Linked DNA regions of Mus musculus: region 2 is linked to region 1. Evidence: chromatin contacts called from ENCODE Hi-C or POLR2A ChIA-PET data. All regions are on one chromosome and are shown on one strand. Each heading gives the region's core, a stretch centred on a gene start or an enhancer-like site at or near the end of the contact. The rest is flanking DNA. Distances are from core to core; before and after follow the strand shown.

Region 1 (3,215 bases), core at 340-2,839:
GGAAGATGTTTACAGAACAGTAATGGAGACTATCAACAGCGCTTACTGCCCTCTTGGTCTGCTCTGCCTTCTTCAGCCTTCTGTCTCTGCTTTTGTCCTCACATTCAGAAGGCCAGAGAGAGAACCACGGCATTTATCCTTCCTACATGCCAAACAAACCCTTAACTCCATTGTCAAATCTAAGATCAAGTCTTAAGAATTTTACATTGGGTTTCTGCCATTTGGATTACAAACCCCTGTTCTTTCCATTGGGGCAAGTGGCTGTGTGACAGATTGACCTGAGGCGGGGTCCTGTCCTTTCTAGCTGGTGATGAGGTACTCTAGAGGTACCTGTGGAGAAGGCTGACGGTTCCTTAGAGGACATTGCTTCCCCCTCCTTTGCCCATCCAGGCACCATCAGAAATACACCAATCCGTGTTCCTCCCCTGATAAAAACTGTCAAGTCTCTAGAGCAGTGGTTCTCAACCTTCCTAATGCTGCAACCTTTTAATACAGTTCCTCATGCTGTGATGACTCCCAACGGTAACATTACTTTTGTTGCTACTTCCTAACTAATTTGGCTACTGTTATGAATCGTAATGTAAATATTTTTAGGGCATCATGATTTCACCTCAAAATTCATCAAATTACTACAGTATAGTTTTGGCTCCACTTTGTGCCTCTATTTGTAATGTATTTCAAAAAAGGTGTGGTGTGGTTTAACACCTGAATCACCTGAGTCTTAGGCTTTAGCCACTTTCTCACAACACACCACTTAACGTGTCATGTGGAAAGGGTGTCTCTGGGAGAGTAAAATGAGACATCCCATTCTGATCCCAACCTTTAGTGGCTGTTTTCAGCACTCACATTCCAGTCTCACCTGTTTGTGAATCTGAATGCTGTCGCCCTTTGACATTTGTCACAGTCTCTGTCCTCCTCCTTAACTCCCCTCTCACTGGCACAGGTCACTGATAATTTGGTTATGTATTCAGGTAGCTCCTTAACTATTCCACTTGGATGTCTCCAATCATTTCAAACTTAATGTACCCTGAAAACTCCCCCTCGGACTGCCACAACTGCTAGCCGTAGACTCGGGCATCTTCAGTTAATCTTTTCCCCATCTCAGATTATTCAGGTCCCAAAGATCCTCAAAATGGTAACAAGCCATCTCCCATTTAGGTAGCAGATCTTCCTACCTCTGGGCATATACCATCTATACATTCTAACCTTATTGGACAAGGCCAGTCCCTAACTTTAGCACTTGCATTGATTTGCCTCTGCTTCAGTTTCACGAACGGTTGTATTCAACTCCACAGTGGATCTCCTCTCCTTGCGCACTGCCCTGTGCGAATTGCCATGGTGCCGCGTTGGGCAGGCGAGCACCGAGGCTGGCTGCTCTTGCCAACCCTAAGGATAGGTGACAATTTTCCCTCTGCTGGCAAAGATGGCTCACCAATGGATCACACCCTGAGGCTGGCAGGTTGCAAAGGAAGGAAAACAGTGCCATCTCGGGGCGAGGTGGCACTCTTAGGTGCCGGCCGACGCGCCTGCCGCTTCCGCCCATGACTTGCGCAGGCGCACAGAACTCTTCCGCCACGCTGGCGCCTGCGTGGTTGGGATGCTGCTGCTTGCTGTAGGTCGGTGTGCTTGGCCTCTGTTAGACTCCTGTGTGGTTCCACAATGCCTAAGAAAGCCGGTGCGACAAGCAAGGCCAGTGGCAAGCCTCGTGTTGTGGAGAGGGTGGGCCACGGGGCTACACTGGCGGGGAACAGACGCAGCGCCTGGAGGGCGGAAGACCTCCCTTCGGGTCCAGGTCTGAGACTTCCTGGGTCGCACATTAGCTCGCCCTAAGGATGAGTAGGCTCCACTGCGCACCCGCTGACCACCGTCTTTGCTCTCTCACTCTGAGGGTTACACTTCCCGGCAGGCTGTGCGTTCTGCCTCCCTATGGTGGCTGATCGCTTCCTTCTGTCAATGAGACTGCACTCCCTCCCCTAATATCCCTTTGTTTTCTGTCGCTGTGATCCCAGCCCCTTGAAGTCAGGGAGTTTGAATCCTTATTCCTCTTCATACCCGCTGTCCGCATACTGCCCTGGAAGTTGTTTTCTGTTAAGTTGTTAGATGGCATTTAAATACCAGTCGTCGTTCTTTCTGCAATGGACTCCTCACCCACTCTTGAGCGTTAGGATGCATTGGCTATAAAGATGACTAATAAATGCCCCTTCTCTTGAGAAATAGAAACGATAAAGTAGACTGTGGGAACAAGTCCTAAGCTAGCCAAGAGATCTTAAGTAGAACACATACCTACACAGAGACAGCCCCACCCCACCCCCCTCTCTGTCTCTGTATGTTGGATCATGAAGGGATGTGGGAGGAGCACGGTGGTGGCTAGTTTCTGCATGTAGGCCCAGTTTAGTGAAGGTGAGGGTAGTGATGGCTCAAAATAACTGAAGTATTTTGTTACCTGTGAAATTGTGTGTCATTTTAGGGTAAAAACCAAACCAAAGAACCAGAGACAGCACCTCCTGCTGCAGGGCCTGTAGCAACTGACCCTAAAGGTTTTGTCACCATAGCCATTCATGCCAAACCTGGCTCCAGACAGAACGCTGTGACAGGTACGTCTGAGCACTGGGTGGGATTTGGATGTGGATAAAGCAGCGTTTTCATCTTATTTTTGCCTTGTTATCTAAAAGCTTATCCTGTAACTGTAAATGGTATTTTTTATGTCTGCGTTTAGAAGCTTCTCCATCTAAACATTCTATAGTCTCATATAGAGGTATTTGAAAGAAAATGTACAATATTTAATACCAAATCAGATGGAATCTGTGTATCTTTTCCTTTTTAAAAATGTGGTATTTTGTAGATGGGCCTGGTCATATATGCCAATAATTCACAAGTACTTAGTTAGGAACTGAGGCAGGAGGTCAGCTAGACTACAACAAGACCCTGTCTCTAAACAATAAAATGTTTAGGAAGGACACATTAGGAAATCTATGTATAGCTTAGACTATTCTTAGTTATTCCTGTTCCAAAGAGTTTATAAAGACACTAATGAGAAGCGATTCTTTGGTTTAGTTTAATGATCATTAACGTAAAGAATGGGAGAACGCCTGAACTCTGAGAACCCTGACTGATTCCTGTGTGAAGTTAAAGTTTGATCTGCATTATCTTAGGAGTTTTTCTTCTCTTTTTCTTTAAAGAATTTATTTATTTATTTATTTAAGTACACTGCAACT
Region 2 (3,029 bases), core at 62-2,561, 40 kb before region 1:
CTTGCAGGAGTTAGTTCTCTCCCTCTACCTTGTAGGTGCTTGGGATTAAACTCGGGTCATCAGGCTTGGTGGCAACTGCAACTCTATTTCTAAAGTCCCATAACAGAGAATTGAATTGTATATATTTCAAAATTAATAGTAGAGCTTTTTCGGAGTTTTTTAATATTCCTAAAAATAGAGATTAAAATATGGGGGTAGGGGAAAGGTTCTGGTATCTTGCTTTTGTTTTCAAAGAATCAGCTTAAATTTCTTGTCCAATTCCACTATAAACTCGGAGCGTAGGACTCTTAGATTGCTTGACATCTGTAAGCCGGAAGGTTCCCCCCCTCCCCCCCCAGTTATTCTCGTGTCGTAAAGAATCATTTTCTGGGTCTTTTCCTTCTGCCTATAACAAGTGCCTTATCTTAGGATCTATTTATTGCTGCAGGGTTCAAGAAAGGCTCCCACATAATGACAACCACACAGGAACACTGCCCCCAAAGATATGTAGCTGGCAGCACCCTTCCCATTTGTTTTTGAGGGGAAAGGAGTTAAGACGTGTGTGTGTGTGTGTGTGTGTGTGTGTGTGTGTGTGTGTGTGCGTGCGTGTGTGTGTGGGTCTTCATTTGCTACCCAGGCTGGGTTCCCAGTTGCAGCCATGTTCCTGCCTCAACCTTCCATTTTACTGGGATTACAGGCATGAGCCAATCTCAACTCAAATCCTAGGGCTCATAAGGTGGTGTGGTTCCAGTGCTTTTCTGCACTGGAACCAAAAGCAAGGCCTAGGAGAGTTGAGCAAGAAGGCCCTCAATCTTAGACATGGAAATGGCAGAGGAACTCTCTCACAGGGCGGAGTGGAGCCTCGACAGTCAGAAGGGGTAAGAAAGAGACTGCGGACGGGGAGAGGGATCAGTGGACTTCCTAGCCTCTCAGCTCCGCCTGGGGTTTCCAAGGGTGATGCAGCCATCCGGGCTGTGACAGGGCCACCATCCCGCCTTTAGAATAGCAGGGTGTCTGTCTCTCCTCTACAGACTCCCTTGCCGTGCCCTCGAGGTCCTTCCACGTCCAGCTCATCCACCAAGCGGGCTGAGGCGGCGTCCTCGCAGGGTGACGCGGGTGGGAGCGAGGCGAGCCTGAAGGGAGGAGCGGGAGGCGGCCTGAGGAATCAGCGCGGCGCGCCCGCACGCCCCTCAACCCTCTCGCGGCCGCGCGCCTCCCGCCTCAGCAACGCGGCCCCGCGGGAGGGCGGGCGCGCGCGGCCGGAAGCGCCTTTCCCGGAAGGCAGGGGGGCGGTGCCGGCCTCGGGGCGGCTCGACCATGGCGGCGGCGCGCCGGGTGCTCGCAGCTTGAGCGGAGCCGCGCAGCAGGAGGATGGCCTCGCTCGGGTCAGCCGCGGCCGGGGAGCCGGCGACCGGAGCTGAGGCGGAGCCCGGCCCTCCGGCCCCGCCGCCGCCTCCGCCGCCGCCACCGGCTCCCTCGCCGTCCGCTCTCGGGCCGCTGCTGCCCCTGCAGCGCGAGCCGCTGTACAACTGGCAGGCCACCAAGGCGTCGCTCAAGGAGCGCTTCGCCTTCCTCTTCAACTCGGAGCTGCTGAGCGATGTGCGTTTCGTGCTGGGCAAGGGCCGAGGCGCGGCGGCCGCCGGGGGCCCGCAGCGCATCCCCGCCCACCGCTTCGTGCTGGCGGCCGGCAGCGCGGTCTTCGACGCCATGTTCAACGGCGGCATGGCCACGACGTCGGCCGAGATCGAGCTGCCGGACGTGGAGCCCGCCGCCTTCCTGGCGCTGCTGAGGTGAGCGGCGGGCGCGCGGAGCCGGCGGCCTGGAGGGTGGCGGCACCCAGCCCGGCCTGCGTCGACTCCCGAGTGACCTTGGGCTGGGCGAGTCGGCCTCCCTCGGGTCCTCCCCGGCAGGCAGGCGATGCTTGGGAAGGTCGGTCAGTGTCGCCATTCCCGGCGGTGGCGGGCGCTTTGCCGTTGAAGGGTGCTGTCACATTCCAGTAGCGGAATTGTCTGTCGCCCGGGCTTCATAATCGAGTGGGCAGACTAGAAGACGAGATAGGCTGTCCCGATTACCCACTTGCAGGATTCGTTTTTGTTTAAGGACCCGGGTGGATGAAGGGTCTTAGAGGACTGGGGTTGTCAGGGTCTCCACGGTTTGCTGTCAGGACTCTGGAAGATAATAGCCATAGCAGGTATCAGGCTGGCCTGCTTCAAGTTTCTGCAGTCAAGGTGACGGTTTTTGTATTCTAAAACACGCTAGTAGTGTTCGAGTTTGCTCTCCGATGATCTGAGGATAGGAGATTGATTGATAGCTGATTAGTTTGCTACTTAGTGGAAGGTAGTGGCATTGTGGCGTTGTTAATCACAGCAGTCCTAACTGTTAGGGAGGCATATCTTGTTGTTTTACCCCAGTTTTACAAATGGGACCGAGGCCCAGAAAAGTGACTTGTCCAAGGTAATCGAGCCAGCTCCCGGAGGACCGAAGATGGTGTTGGCTGCTTGAGTATAGTGTTGTTTTTAAGACAGCAGATTTTGAGTAATTCTGACGTAAACAGGCAAGTCAGTGGAGCACAAGAGTCCACAGAGGCTCATAGCTTCCTCAAGAAGATGCTTATGGAGGGAAATATAAAGTTCACACAAGAAATATATGTTAAGTTCCCATCAATAAATGGATAAAGGACAAGATGTAATAGAAAAGAAAAAAATACAACCAAGGAATGTGTGACCTCATTAGTAAATGAGGAAATGCAAATTAAAACAGTAAAGTGCTTTCTCCTTTTCATGAGCCCCACCTTTTGGGGGCGGAGATATGGGTTTGGCTTTTATTTTCTTGGACCTGGGCTCATTATTTAGACTTGGCCGATTTGGGGCTCGATATGTATTCCAAGCTGGCTTCGAACTCAGCGAACTTATTACCCCCCCTGAGTGCTGACCCACCAAAAAATTTAAAAGATGACTGAAGGAACACTTTCCGAGAAAGATTATCGTAAAAAAAAGCCTTTGAAAAATAGTTGGATGCCTTAGACTTTTTCTACACTTAGAAAACATTAA

What was found. Hi-C counts contacts between places; a loop is a spot of excess contacts on that map. ChIA-PET counts read pairs that join two places held with the same protein, here RNA polymerase II (POLR2A).
Region 2: a map of gastrocnemius shows a loop between it and region 1 (7-fold over the local background). The contact joins the promoter of Btbd1 here to the promoter of 3110040N11Rik in region 1. A Hi-C loop is called at or near these places in 11 of 37 maps with a recorded cell type or tissue (adrenal gland, gastrocnemius, heart and 1 more). POLR2A ChIA-PET finds 5 or more read pairs at or near these places in 2 of 5 experiments (Patski and embryonic stem cell).

Annotation. Positions count from the first base shown.
Region 1 is chr7:81,787,829-81,791,043 of GRCm38, reverse strand. It overlaps 3110040N11Rik (RIKEN cDNA 3110040N11 gene), which reads left to right and starts at 1,589. Exons shown (of 5, transcript NM_026077.4): 1 at 1,589-1,689; 2 at 2,468-2,594. The coding sequence starts at 1,660.
Region 2 is chr7:81,827,713-81,830,741 of GRCm38, reverse strand. It overlaps Btbd1 (BTB (POZ) domain containing 1), which reads left to right and starts at 1,311. Exons shown (of 8, transcript NM_146193.2): 1 at 1,311-1,769. The coding sequence starts at 1,351.